Linked DNA regions of Mus musculus: regions 1 and 2 are each linked to region 3. A link is a loop called in an ENCODE intact Hi-C map of the cell type or tissue named here. Cell type or tissue: heart. All regions are shown on one strand. Links, peaks and the distances in the headings refer to the core of each region. The heading gives the core; the rest is flanking DNA.

Region 1 (4,953 bases), core at 600-4,599, 470 kb before region 3:
CAGTACTGAAAGGAAAAAATGGCTCCCACCCCTAATAAAGAAGCTCTCTGGAATTGATACCCAGTGGCAAGGGAAAAATCAATTTTCTCCAATGGAACGTCACTGGGTATATCAACCAACACTCCAGGGCAGGCCCTATGCCCAGGAGTAGTTAGCCAACATAAAATGAACTCAAACATGTTTCTGTGGAGTTTTTGTTTCATTTTGCTTTGTTTTGATTTTTTTTTTTTTTTTTTTTTTTGGTTGGGGGTTGTTTTGGAGTTTTGTATTGTTGGTTTAATCTGTTTCTTTTGATTTCCATTTCTGGGATATGTTTCTTGTTCTGGGTTTTTGTTTGCCTGTTTGTTTTGAGAGAAAGAACATGACACTGGATGCTAGAGAGTTGGGAAGGATGTGAGGGTGTTTCGGAAGGGAAAAAAAATACGTAAAATATATTTTACAGCTGAGCTATTCTCATACATCTTTAATCTTAGCACTCAGAAGGCAAAGGCAGGTGGATCTCTATGAATTTGTGGCCAGATTGATCTCCAGGACAGCCAGAGCTACATAGTGAGACCCTGTCTCAAAAAATAAAATAAAATAAAATAAAATAAAATAAAATAAAATAATAAATAAAATATATGGGGCTGGAGAGATGGCTCAGCGGTTAAGAGCACTGACTATTCTTCCAAAGGTCCTGAGTTTAAATCCCAGCAACCACATGATAGCTTACAACCATCCGTAATGAGATCTGATGCCCTCTTCTGGAGTGTCTGAAGACAGCTACTGTGTACTCACATATAATAAATAACTAAATAAATCTTTTTTTAAAAATTTAAAAGAAAAACTTTTAAAAATAGATTTCTTACTGGTCTTAGGCTTGCCAATTAGGCCAGTAAGGTATTCTGCATGGCCAGACCACCACAAGAGTTTGCATGACTGCAACTCTCCAGTGTTGGAATTACAAGCGCACATCATCATTTTATTTATTTAAGTTTTTGGTTTTTTGTTGTTGTTGTTTTGGTTTTGACCCAGGGTTTCTCCGTATAGCCCTGACTGTTCTAGAACTCACTCTGTACAACAGGTTGTCCTAGAACTTAAGAGATCAGTGAGGGGGCTGGGATTAAAGCTGTGTACCATTTCCAACCAACTTAGCCACATTTTTTTAAACTAACATAATTTATAATTTTTCACATTCTCCACAAATGCTGACGCTAGAGTAAAAGACAAATAGAGTCTGAAGGGTTCAGTTCCCTAATATCCAACACCTAGTCTATAACATTAGGGTTTGAATCACTTGCATTCTAAGTTTCCCTTCCCTCTCCCTTTACAGTATGTTTCTGATCTCTCACTCATATAGTGTGCATCTGAGAAGGCTTACTGTACCCTAAGTAGGCATGTACTGACTGCTTCAACTCTATAATCTGAAAGATTTAGGACAGAAGGGGGGGGGCATTAAAATTAAAGAAAAAAAGAAGAAAAGAATTCATGTACTTTACATGTAGAGGCAGAGACTGGTGGATCTCTCTGAGTTCAAGACCAACCTAATCTACAGAATGAGCTCCAGGACAGCAAGGGCTATACAGAGAAACCCTGTGTGAAGAAAAGAAAAGTGAAGAAAAGAAGGAAAAAGATAATCTTTATGTGCCAATAAGAAATGGGGGGGGGGAGCAACACATACAGTATGCTAATTTGGGTGTATAAATGGAGGATTTGAAAGAAAAAAATACCACACACATCAATGAGATCCCCAAATTTATCTTAGCATATGATTTCTCCTTTTATACTTTGCAACTATTTTGCATATTTAAACAATAGAATTAAATCAATAAAGAGAAATTATTCCTAAAATAAAAACTAGACACTAATACATATCAAACTGGCACCAATCACACCAAGAAAATAAATAGTACTATGTATTCCAAACAATAAATATATCCTTACTAAAATACACTGACAAAAGAAAAAAGAAATTTGAACTTTAATATTAGAGTTCTTTATTTTGAACCTACAAAGAATAGACATTATTAAAGCACTAAAGAACAATGTCAAAGCTGAATTCCCATAAGTTAGCATATTTAATTATAGGAGTAAAAAAAGGCACTTTTAAAATACAAAGTCATAACAAATACCACCTTAAACCCTGTCAAACTTGGATCTCTAATAGGGGAACACGTAACATCATGTACCTCCATTCCAGCTTGTCCAACCTCTTAACACTGCAATGTCATGCTGTCAACTACAAAGTTCATGCTTGAAAACATTTCAGTCGAGTCACCAAAAGAAAAAGAGTTTCAAAATGTATTAAGTTTACAATTTTCGGTTGGACAGAAGTTATTGCTATCCTCATACATGTGGTCTACAGCCTAGATGATATACACATATCATCAATGATATATTCCATTACCCATAAAAGACTTTGCTAAAAAAATTAACACATTAAACAAGCCTTAAAAAGATAGCCTTAAATTCAAAAATAGAAACCAGAAAAGAACAAATTATACAACCACACCAAGAAACAATTAGATAACTCTAGAAAACAAGCCATTCTTCAAAATAATCTGTTCTTTCAAGCAATTTCAGTATCTTATTGAAAAGGACATTTCAGTATCTTATGAGAAAGAACTATTCTCAAGTATAAGAGATAAGTGAAATGCAAAAGAAAAATATGAATAGAATGTGAGATCTTATTTTAAGGAATAACTGGAAATTGAACTATAGACTGAAAATTAATTTTTTTACTGGAAAGTTCAGCAAGATGGCTCAGTAGGAAAAGTCACTTCCAAATGCACATGGAGCACACACACAGTAAATTAACTTCTAGAGAAGGTATTGGCAATGGTAAAACTAGTATTAATGTAAAGAATATCTATTTTTTAACAAATATTTTCTGGGCCAGTAAAATGGCTCAGTAGATAAAGATGACTAGAACCAAGGAAGGCTTCATGAGTTCCATCCCCAGGACACACATGATAGAAGAAAATCAACTCCCACAAGCTTCCTCTGACATCCACACGTACACACATACACGTACAAAAATATTTTCAAAAGTATTTTGAAACATATTTGTCATATTTGTCATTTACTTTCTAGAAGCTAGGTGGTGCTGGTACACACCTCTAATCCCAGCTTTCGGGAGGCAGAGGCAAGTGGATCTAGTTGCTGACTACAAGGCCAGCCTATGAGTTCCAGGATGGCTATGGTTACATAGAGAAACCTTGTCTGGGGGGGGGGGGGGGGGAAGAAAAGAAAGGAAGGAGAGAAAGGCAAGAAAGGAAGGGAAGGGAAGGGAAGGAAAGGAACCCTGTCAGCAGGAGGGGGAGGAGAGAAGAGGAACAACAATAAGTTCACAAAAATATGCACACACATAAAGAACAATCCAGTAAATCATAGCACCACAACACTATGGAAGCAAACAGTGCTAATATTGAATATAAACTGCAAATATGTTCAACCTTTTTGTTTGTTTGTTTGTTTTTCGAGACAGGGTTTCACTGTATAGCCCTGGCTATCCTGGAACTCACTTTGTAGACCAGGTTGGCCTCGAACTCAGAAATCCACCTGCCTCTGCCTCCCGATTAAAGGTGTGTGCCACCACGCCTGGAATGTTCAACCTTTTAATTCTCTTTTTAACCTTTCAATGTTAAGTAGCTTTTATAATTTAAAACAAAGGGGGAGGGGTTGAACTAAAAGAAAAGAAAGTTGCAAACATTATTCAGAAAAAATATGATTGAAAAATCACTTATGAAGATGTCTACAGTCTCTTGGTAAAGTTCCTTATATTAGGGGGGGGAGAGAGAGAGAGAGAGAGAGATATTATTCAGCCCACTATCAGATGATCGATAAAAGTGAGAAGATTTCAAACAAATACTTAACACACTACAAACAGCAATAGTACTAAAATCTGTCAATGATTTAAGGAATGTCTGTCATTGCCAAACCGAACACATCCAGTAATGATAACCTCACCCAAAATACATTCTAATATCCATTAACCCTACGTACTGAGATAGCAAGAAAAGGCCCTGGTTTTACTAGGAATCTCACTTCATAGTAGCTCTTGCTATCCTGGAACAAACTGTGTAGACCAGGCTGACTTCAATCTTCTGCCAAGTGCTAGGATTAGAGTTATGTAGCACTATACCCAGCAACACATTTCTTCAAATATTTTGAACTATAAAATATGGCAGTTGAAAGACATCTAATAAATCACCCTAGTATTTACTTCTGTTGACAAATATAACAAAAAAAGCCACTGTAATTAGTCACTTATCCTAATATAATTCTTAAACATAACAAAGGATATGAAGAAAGCTTTTACATACTCAACTTTAGCCAGGCTCTGTGACATTCACCTGTAATCCCAACTGCGAAGTCCCAGGAAGTTTGTAAACAACCTTGGAAAAAACTTATCAAGACCCCACCTCCAGCCTGATAGTGGTGGCCCACACCTTTAATTCCAGCACTCATAGGAGACACAGCAGATGGATCTCTTCCAGTTCAAGGCCAGCATAATCTACAGAATGTGTTCAAGGAAAGCCAGGACTACATAGAGAAATCCTGTCTCAGAAAAACAAAACAAACAAACAAAAAGATCCACCTCCAAAAACAAAAAGCCTTAAAAACCTTGTGAGGAAAAAAATACTATCACCCTACAGGAGATAAATATACAATCCTGAAGTGATATGACTGAATTTGAATCCAAATCTGTTGAAAATCCAGGTTTTAGAGTCCATACACTTAGCTAGGTGTGGGGTGGCAAGCCTCTAAATCCAGTGAATCTCTGAGATGCCATTCTAGGACAGCCAGGTGGCTACACAAAAAAACCGTCTCAAAAACAAAAAAACAAAACAAACAAAAAACCCATATTCTATTTAATTAGACAAAATGGATTTAAAATTAAAAGAGAGAAAAACCTAACTGAAGAGAAAGTATGTTTAAAAGAATACCTAGAAATGTAAAGAACTACATATA
Region 2 (4,953 bases), core at 600-4,599, 130 kb before region 3:
AGGTGAGGCTCTTTACAACCGATCCCCTCCCACCTCCTTGATGAAGGAGACAGTCCTTGTTTGTCTAAACTGTTTTATTTCATGAGGTCGATATAAATGCATATATGACTTACTCTTGGTGCAGGAAGGAATGGCCAGGAAGGGAATCTTATTGGCTAAATACCTGGGATCTATCTAGATACCTCAATAGCATGGAGAACTCTGGGGGTTTTTTGTTTTTGTTTTTGTTTGCTATGTGACTATTTGTTATGGTCCCTCTAGGTGGGCTGTTATGGCTACTCGTTCAAGGACAGGTAGAGCTTGGCAGGGAACTGGTTCTCCAGGGGTTTTGTACCTGCTTCAACTCTATCAGTTCTTCTGTCTGCTAGCATCACTTGCTCCATAGTGTTTCTCATGGGTTTGTATATTTGAATGCTTGGCCCCAGGTTGGTGGAACTGTTTAGGAAGGATTGGGAGATTGTTGGAAGAAGTGTGTCCTGGGTTTGTCTTTGAGGTTTCAAAACCCACAGGTTTTTCAATTAGTTGTCTCTGACTTGTGCTTGTGGATCAGATATAAACCTTCATTCTGTTGTACTTTCTGCTACGATGGTTATGGCCTGTAACCCCCGAAATACGAGCTCCAAATTAAACATTCTTTTATACCTTGCCTTGCCATGGTGCTTTGTCACAGCATTAGAAAAGTAACCAAGGCAGAAGTTACATGACAACTGCACTTAGTATTTTGAGGTAGTTGTTGCCTGGTTGTTATCCAGAGTTATGATAGATTTTCACAAAACAGTATATTGGAACAGGCTTCCAGTTTGTCCATCTCCATACTTGGTAATATCTGTCTCTTTAATTACAGCTCTCCTAGTGAGTGTGACATGGCATCTCATTGTGGTTTGATTTACATCTCCATAGTAGCTAACAAAATTGAACGCTTTTTTTTTTTGTTTTCAGTAGTATGTTTTTCATACATTTGTCTATTTAATTTATACTTGTTATTATTTACCTGTGTAAAATTTGTAAAGATTAACCACAGATGCATTCCTGATAATTGGGTAGTCTGTCTTCAAAGAAGTTAGTTTTAGGAGCTTTTTGGTTATCGTAAAATGGGCATTTTAGGTATTAGGTACTTTCACTTTTTTTCTCTTACTTTTAAAAATAATGTCTTTGTTAAAGTTTGTTTTTTATTTTTGTTACAGTATTTTACTGGCCTTGAATGTGGACATAAGTTTTGTATGCAGTGCTGGAGTGAATATTTAACTACAAAAATAATGGAGGAAGGCATGGGGCAGGTAACTTGATTTTCACTTATAACATTTACTTGTAATGTCTAGACCCTTACATAAATATAACCAGATAAAAGTTTCAGGAGTAAACATTTTTCTAGATTAAAAGTCTTAGGGGAAAAAAAGATTTAGATTGTGATATTCCAGTTAACAGCCTAATCTAGGTAATGTTTTCCTAGCAGGCATCAACTCTGATAATTTCTATCAGGCTAATCTTGATAGAGAGCTTTGTCTGGTATTTTGCTTTTAACTATCTCGTTCTGTGTTGCAAAAGCGATTGCTTAGAAGGATAGTTAAAGACATACTTCCTGAAATATAACGGGAAAGGATTGAGAGCCTGCAAACAAAGTGTCATCAGAATCTAGGAGAGTGCCAGGCAATGATAAGCATCCTATAAATAGTGCTGAATGAAGGCATAGTTTAAATTTTCGTCTTTTTCAGACTATTTCGTGTCCTGCGCATGGTTGTGATATCTTAGTGGATGACAACACAGTTATGTAAGTATTTCTGATAGATTCTGTATATTGAGTATTGTTGGTTAAACTAAATTAATTTTGACTTAGTACCTCTGAGAAAGTAAATTATTAAAATTCAAGAGGCTTTTATTCCCCACTCATTTGTTTATTATACAAAAAGTCACTTAGGTAGTCATTCTTATGGTTTATTTGGCAATATGTGATAGCCAAATTTTGGTAAATATTGAAATTGTATAATGGGATAATGAATGTGTTAAATTATGTTCTCTGGGTAACAGTCTAAGACAGAATCAGGGAAGAGTTTGGGAGTGTTGCTCTGTGAGTTGCCTAGCCTATGTGAGGTTCTGGTTTTGGTTTCCTGTGTCCACCAAAAAAACAAAACAAAAAAATCAAAAACAAAAGTGGAATAGAATGGAAAGAATGTGAGTCATTATGAAAATGTCAGTGCTAGAATAAAGAGGGAGACCAGGAACAGACAGACTCAGTACAGGTACATAATACCTGTATTTTCCAAAAGAAGAAACTCAGCGTATGATGCAGCTGAGTCTGGCAGTCTTTGAGGAACTCCAGCACTTGCCTCAATAAGCAGAAGGCTGCGCCAGAGTTTTATTGATATATCATTAGCCCCTCACTGCAGTGCTCAGGGATAGAGTGTTCTCTGCTGAAATGCTGCTAATAGTTTGAAAGGTGTACTACATGGAGGCTGTAAACTAGTTCTTCAGTACAGATGTTCCTCTTTGGATGGAAGAAGGAAACATGGGAAAGAAGCATAGTGAATTCCTGGTATAAACCCGCTGCTGGTTTCCTGGGCCAGTGCTGTTTTTGTGGCCCAGGTTTGTCAGTTGACTTAATTTCAGGATGCCAAGCACATTGAGGTCTTGAATATCCATATACAAATTGTATAAGTGGTTTTATTGCCTATACAGAAAGTTTTTTCTGTGAATAAAAAGTAATAAAGGAAAATGACAGCAGTTTTTTTTTTTTTAAGATTTATTTATTATTATTCATTAGTACACTGTAGCTGTCTTCAGATGCACCAGAAGAGGGCGTCAGATCTCATTACGGATAGCTGTGAGCCACCATGTGGTTGCTGGGATTTGAACTCAGGACCTTTGGAAGAGCAGTCAGTGCTCTTAACCGCTGAGCCATTTCACCAGCCCCAGCAGTGTTTTTAATAAGTAAATTTAACCTAATTAAGTTAACCTGACCAGCACAGCTACTAAAGCTCAAATATTCTACTTGGGGGAATTTTTTTTAACTTTTATTATTTCATAAAGATTTATTTATTTTATTTATATGAGTATACTGCCACTGTCTTTAGACAGAGCAGAAGAGGACATCAGATCCCATTACAGATGGTTGTGAGCCACCATGTGGCTGCTGGGAATTGAACCCGGGACCTCTGGAATAGCAGTCATTGCTCTTAACCACAGAGCCATCTTTCCCAAGTACCATACCACATGTGGGTCCCAGGGATCCAACTGGGGTTGTTAGGTTTGTTGTAACGTGCTCTTACCTGCTGAGCCTTTCTGCCTAGCCTCCTTTCTATTTCTCCTCTCCTCCCCTCTATTCCTCGCCCCTTCCCTTCCCTCTGTTCCCTTCCCCCCCCCCCCCCCCCCCCCCCCTTTCCCCCTGCTCTTTCTCAAGACAAGGTTCCTTTCTGTAGCTCTGGCTGTCCTGGAACTAGCTCTGTTAGACCAGCCTTCTAAACAAATCTCATTAACCAATATTTCCCCACTCTTAAAGCATCCTCTACTACATCAATACACATCATATTACTACAACCTTTGACTAGTATCGATGACAAAACTCCATTAGGCACAAAGCCCTTGGCTCTGTTCCTACATGAGACTAGGTGTGTGTGGTTCTCCTATCTATAATCCCAGCACTGGTCATCCTTGTCTACATAGTGAGTGAGTTTGAGGCTAGCCAGCGATACATGAGACCTGACTTCAAAATGGGTGGGAGATAGAGAACGCTATCAAGTGGTCACTGGTGGTGTCACTTTATCAGTTATAAATGAGAACAAGAGTGAAAACAGATCATTGTGTGTTCCTTCTACAAAAACTTTACTAGGATGTGAGTTTGGTCTTGAGTAGAAAATAGGGGAAAAATGTGGTTTTCAGACAGGTATGAGTTATATCCAGTAGATTTCATACAGAATTGTTGTCTTAGATATTAAAACATCTTTTTTTAGAACTTTTTTTTAATTAAATGAATTGATACGAGTGATATGAATATCACTGCCAGTTAGGCTTAACAGGTTTTTCAGTTTTCTCAGATATTTTAATGACAACATGGCAAGGGTTGTCTTCCAGCGTGTATACATTTAAGAGCACAGTTGGAAACTCTATCTCTGAGTTCAACCAAAACTCATTTTCACACCTGTTTTATATAATGTGTTGCTGGAAAAGTTGTGAGACATAAAACTATTGTGCCTTGTTTCCTTGAAATCACTGGCTTTTCCAGATCATTAAGTAGATGATATTCCAGTACTAGGCCAGTAATTCTGTTGTTAAAAGCGTCAGCTATGCAAGCATGAATACCTTAGTTGATCCCTATAACCCACATCAGGAAAAAAGGAGGAAAAAGGCCAAGCATGGTTGCAGACACTTGTAAGACTCAAAAAACAAAATTTTACTGGAGGAATAACACCTGAGGTTGTCCTCTGACCTGCATGTTCTTGTGCAGCAGTGTGCACATGAATACACACACACACACACACACACACACACACACACACACCTCACACTTACCCCCACCCCCCAAAAAATAAAGGATTAAAAAGATGCTATTCCTACATGGTAAGCAAGCAGATCATTATAAAAGATATTTAAGTTTGACACAAAATTCTTGTAGGTGTAAATTAAATTTTGATTTTTGTTATTGTTGTTTTCTTTTGGTTTTGGTATTTCAGATGATAAAGATGACTTTTGTTAATATTTAAAGTAATGGGAATAAAGTACCAGAGGGAGAATAAATTGTAGTATTTATGAATTGATGCTTGACATTTTTCAAAATGCATATATTCTTGGTCTTTTAGTAATTATTAGCACTTCAGATATGTTATTACATTATTTTTGTTTTTTGTTTTTGTTTGTTTTTTTTTTTTTTGCTATCATCTGTTTCTGATGACTTAGCTAGTAATGTCTCCCCATATTTGGTGCTGTGGTTGGGATTTTGATTTGTCTAGGTAGTTACATTTG
Region 3 (4,953 bases), core at 603-4,602:
TGGGAAATCTGATCCTATGGTTAAATCAAGAAACATAAGGCAAATATCTGCTCTCTTTGGACACTCTCCTAGCTTAGTCTCTGCTGTGAGAAATGAACAGCTAGAAGACACTTCCTGTAGGTGGAAATCCTCAGTGGGCGTCCCAGCCTTGATCAATCTTAATGATACATCTAGTCCCAGCCGCCATCCTACTACATACAACTCCAAGCTACCACTGCTCAGCTGAACTCAATCATAACTTAGATCATGAAATATGACTGTTCTGCATCACTAAGTGTTGGGGTGATTTATTACTACATAAATAGAAAATGGAACATCATCTTCTTGGAGCTTTTTCTACTGCCCCATCCTGAGAGGAATGAGTCATTCATTGGAATAGCTGACTGCCTTGCTCTTATTGGTAGCTGAACACGGACAGCACTTTTCACAACTGCTATAGACAATGTATCTCCCCTACCTCACCTCAAACTCTTGCATGGGAACCCTGTGGTGGTTTCAATGAGGATGCTCCCTATTGGTTCATCTATTCGAATGTTTTCTCCCCAGTTCGTGTAACTGTTTGTGAAGGATTAGGTGTAGCCTTCTTGGAAGAAGTTTCAGTGGGGGTGGGCTTTGAAGTTTCAAAAGCCCACGCCCTTTCCAGTTAGCTACGCTACTCCTACTTTTGAATAAGGATATACACTCTCAGCTACTGCTCCAGTATCATGCCTGCCGTCACGTTCCCTGTCATGATGGTCATGGACTCATCCTCCAAAACTGTAAGCCCCCAATAAACTCTTTCTTCTACAAGTTGCTTTAGCTGTAGTTTTGTTATGGCAATAGAAAAGTAACTAAGACAAACGCCAATCCCCACTGTGACTGTATCTGGACTTAGGGTCTTTCAGGGAGCAATTAAGGTTAAGTAGGTGGCCCCTAATCCAACAGGAATGGTGTCCATATAAGAGAAAAAGACATCACTCTGGAGAACTATACAGTAAAAGGCATGTGAGAGCACGAGAAGCTGACTGGCTCCAAGGTAGGAAGAAAGAAGAAAGGCACCCCCAGCATCAGCTTCCTTAGAAATCACCCTGGCACCTTGATCTGGAACTATCGGTCTCCAGTCACAGAAAGTTTATGTTGTTCTAAGCAACTAGTGTGAGTTATTCTGTTGTAGCTGCTCAAGCTGCTTCCAAAAAAATGCAGCACAGACCTGACTTCTTCCATACATATGCCCTCAGAGCCCAGCACACACCTGACATAGCTCCAAGAAAGATGATCAAGAACCTGATAAAGCCAGGTCTTTAAGCCCAGCACCAGGGAGGCAGAAGCAGCTGGTCCTTAGAGTTCGAGGTCAGCCTGGTCTACAGAGTGAGTTCCAGGAGAGCCTGGACTACACAGAGAAGCCCTGTCTTAAAGAAGAATAATTTAAAAATAAAACTAAACTAAAAAGACAAGAGAAAGAAAGAAAAAGGAAGCAAACAGATCAGATAATGATCTATGTTCTAATGATCTACTTACGTTCCAGACCAGCCAAGGAGGCTGTAGTTCAAAAAGGAACAACAGAAGCAACATTTAAAAAAAAAAAAAAAAAACCAACTCTAACCTAAAGAAAAACATACTAAAAAACTCGCTGATGCATAGTGCCCTTGACAAGACAAGAAAGCCAAGCCTAACTGGAAGAGGGACTAAGGTTAGTGTAAAAAAAATTGGATACATTTCTGTGAGTTTCACAAAGAAAGGAGATACTGTGATTTGAGAGAACCTTAAAAATATGAACTATCACTTAGTATGGGGAAGAAGGTAGTTTCGAGAAGGGCGTGCTAAACGCGAAAGGCGCAGAGTTCTGGTAAGGAATCCTTAACAAAAAATGTTGAATATGAAAATGAGCAGTCTTAGTAGAGTGGTCTTCAGACCGGATGACGTAAAGTCAACAGCTAGAGACAGAAGCATTTAGCTTTAAGTACGTTAGGAAGAGTGCTAAAAAAATAGGAAAACCATCGTGGCCACCTGAGAACAGTCGGCAAAAAAGGGCTGGAAGACAGACAACAGAGTAACCTCAAAAATTACAAGTGACAGGCTGAGTTGAATTTCTAAGAAGCTATGAGAGCTGCTTTTACAGGGAGCAGGGCCAACCGGGTGGAAATATGCTGACTATCCCTGCAGCGATGACGGAAAAAGGCTCGTCTCACGCGTCCGACACTTTCGCCCAGAGGGCAACCCAGACACCACCGAGTCCCGGGCGGACCCCGGAGCGCGCGCACTTCCCGGGGAGGCCCAGAGCCGCAGGCAGGCCCCGCAGGCACTCACCCCACAGCCACGCGGCGCCAGCGCCGGGCGGGCTGCGCGATGAGGGCGTCCCAAGCGGCTGCCAGCCGGCTCTCCGGGGACAGAGGTCCCACGGGCACTGGCGCGGGTCCCAGCCTCAGGGAGCTCCAGAGCGAGCGCAGCGCCGTGCCCGGCAGCTCCGGCTCCAGCAGGAACACGCAGCCCACGGCCAGCGCCAGGAAGCCGGCGCACGCAGAGCCGCGCCACAGCGCCATGTGCACACACCGCCGCACCGGTGGCTACAGGATCCTTTCTCGGCTCGCGCCTCCTCCCAGCTGGGCGCGTGCTGACGTAGACGTGCGTAACGTCACACCCGCGCGCCACAGGCTCTTCCTCCCGATGGGCGGAGCTACGACGGAACTGCAGCCCCAGTTATGGGTGGAGCTATGGGTGGGCTGGAGGCGGGACGACGACAGGGCTGGCGTTGGGGGTTCGCTCTGTTTAAGTCTTGGCGCTGGCGCTGGGCGACGCTGTTGTGCGATTCTGTCCTTGGATGAACAAAGGCAGTAGTGTGGTTCCCAATCCGTACACGTCTTCCCGATATTCACTGATAGCCTGAGATAGAGTGTGTGTGTGTCCGGGGTGGGGGCGAGAGAATACTTTTACTTCCCTAGTAAGATAAGACATGCAGATAACGAAGAAGCAGCAAACCTCGCGATTAGAGTAGTCGGTCTCCCATTGACAACGAGCCACGCTGTTGTCTCTTAATCCGTCCCTCCGCCAGTGTTTGACCTCCATGGTTTTACTAGGCCGGTTCCTTTCTAAGTCTGGTGCAGTGGCGAGGCGGAGGGTGCACGACGATGGGAAGGGCTTCCCGCGAGAGGAATCTGCTCAGACCCTAGTGGTGCTGGGCACGGGGAGTCCACCTCTTGAGATTTTCAGCTAGTCAAAGGCTTCCGCTAAGACTGAAGCGATCTTGTTCAATCTAGAGATCAGATTTAACACTCAGACCCCTTAGATAACCCTTTCGGAGGTGGTGTTCCTTTGAACAACCCCAGAGTAAGCCGCAAAGGGATACAATCATGTGTACAGTATGGAAGGACTATAGACTCGAGTTTTTAAATCCTGGTTTAGTTGTTCCGGGTGATACTACAGAAATCCAGCCCTTCCTCCTTTGATGTGACGGTTCTATGTGAGAGGGTAGGTTAAGAGGCAGGAAAGCTAGGCTTGATGTCCAGTTCATTCTCAGCCTCATCTAGCCTGGCCTATTTCTATTTTGCTAGTTCTGCTAGCTCCTGACCAATTTTCTACTCTGTCTATAATTTTTGAACTTGTTAATAGAAATGTGTTTCCCTGGCTTTGATCTTGGACGTTATCTCCCACCCCCACCCCCAGTATCCAAAGTGTTTCTGTTATGGCTCTCAGCTGTTAACTGGCCAGAGACTGGTTACTAGCCCAGACTAGCCTCAAGTTCACTGCGTTGTCAAGGGTGACTTTGAACTTTTTTTAAAAAGATTTATTAATTTATTATATGTAAGTACACTGTAGCTGTCCCCAGACACTTTTTTCTTCTCGCTCAGACCCCCGGAGCAGTCAGCGTTCTTAACCGCTGAGCTATCTCTCCAGCCCCAACTTTGAACTTCTGATCCTCTTCCCTCTAGCTCCTGGAATTACAAATGTGTATCTCTGTGTCTGGTGCTCAGGGAGGAAGGGAAGGTCTTATACCTTCTAGACAGACACTTTACAGAGTGTCTGTAAACAGAAGCATTTTTTGCCTCTGTTTACTGAGAACCAGTACCAGGTGTCTGTGATTAATTGATTTGGGAGGTGGACTGGCAAAGTCACATGTGTTTGAAGGTTGGCTAAAGCCCATTAAATATAAATTCCCAAGATCAGTTTTGGGAGGAGCGGAGGCAGCTGAACTATAAGAACACACTCATCTGGGAAGATGAGGGGACGACTCCCCATCAGTGTGGAGATCCCTTGCAAAGCTGTTGCTGAGTCTTTCCAGGCTTGCAAAACCTTTTGTTGTTTAGTCTTAGAGGCTAACTAGCAAGAGCTGGAGCAAGTTAAATCTAAGTTTATTTCTCATGTAAAAGTACAGCTGTGGTGTGGGTGACTCTGTGGCCTGTGCTAGCAAGCTGGATCTCGTCGGGTAGTTTTGGGGGGATGATCTGGGCCTCTTCCTCATTGGGTCAGTCAATGTGAGTTTGTATTGGGGAAGATAAGGAGATGAGAGATGACTCCAATTCCAGCTGCAAATTAAGAAATCCAGAGCTCCCGGAGGGGAACGAGAGACAGCAGCAACACCTCACAGAGCCTGGTGAGACTTCTGACCCCATACACAGTCCCAGCAGTCTTGATGTCCTCTCCCAGTTTATCAGGGCGCAGGGAACTACAGTCCTTCTTGAACTGATTCCTTAATGAACAGCAGTCATTTCAGATTATCTGTTTGGCATCTGGAATGTTTTACTAGCCAGTTGCTTTTCTAGGGGACAATTATGCAGAGCAGTCCTGAGTAAGCAGACAAGGCTTCATTGCCTGAGTGAAACAAAAAAAGAAAGGAAGAAAGAGAGAGAGAGAGAGAGAGAGAGAACAAGGGAGTGAGCAGCAGGAGCCTCATGACTACCCCTCCCCCAACCCAAATTACTTCCAGACATGGCCTTTGCTATTGGTTTTCTCTCCTAGGACCTTAAAATGAGAGAGCGA

What was found. Peaks named below come from ENCODE experiments on the same cell type or tissue, not always from the same donor. Only the 100,000 strongest peaks of a DNase experiment are listed, where the experiment ranks them.
Region 1: it touches region 3 in a loop (3.0-fold over the local background); 1 of 42 quality-filtered maps calls a loop at or near these places.
Region 2: a loop joins it to region 3, with 2.8 times the contacts of the local background. A loop is called at or near these places in 1 of 42 quality-filtered maps.

What each region holds. Positions count from the first base shown.
Region 1 is chr9:59,758,862-59,763,814 of GRCm38, reverse strand. All of the region lies in intron 1 of Myo9a (myosin IXa), which reads right to left. Among named protein-coding and RNA genes, the nearest start is that of Myo9a, 10 kb to the right of the region's middle. In heart, for the core only: a CTCF peak has its summit at 3,058; no DNase peak of the experiment used is centred there.
Region 2 is chr9:59,422,938-59,427,890 of GRCm38, reverse strand. It overlaps Arih1 (ariadne RBR E3 ubiquitin protein ligase 1), which reads left to right. Exons shown (of 14, transcript NM_019927.2): 4 at 1,185-1,277; 5 at 1,713-1,768. Among named protein-coding and RNA genes, the nearest start is that of Gm20199, 56 kb to the left of the region's middle. In heart, for the core only: a CTCF peak has its summit at 2,814 (motif pointing right); no DNase peak of the experiment used is centred there.
Region 3 is chr9:59,289,200-59,294,152 of GRCm38, reverse strand. It overlaps Adpgk (ADP-dependent glucokinase), which reads right to left and starts at 2,581. Exons shown (of 7, transcript NM_028121.2): 1 at 2,287-2,581. The coding sequence starts at 2,519. In heart, for the core only: a CTCF peak has its summit at 2,748; a DNase peak (open chromatin) is centred at 2,712; H3K4me3 peaks cover 2,448 bases; H3K27ac peaks cover 3,218 bases.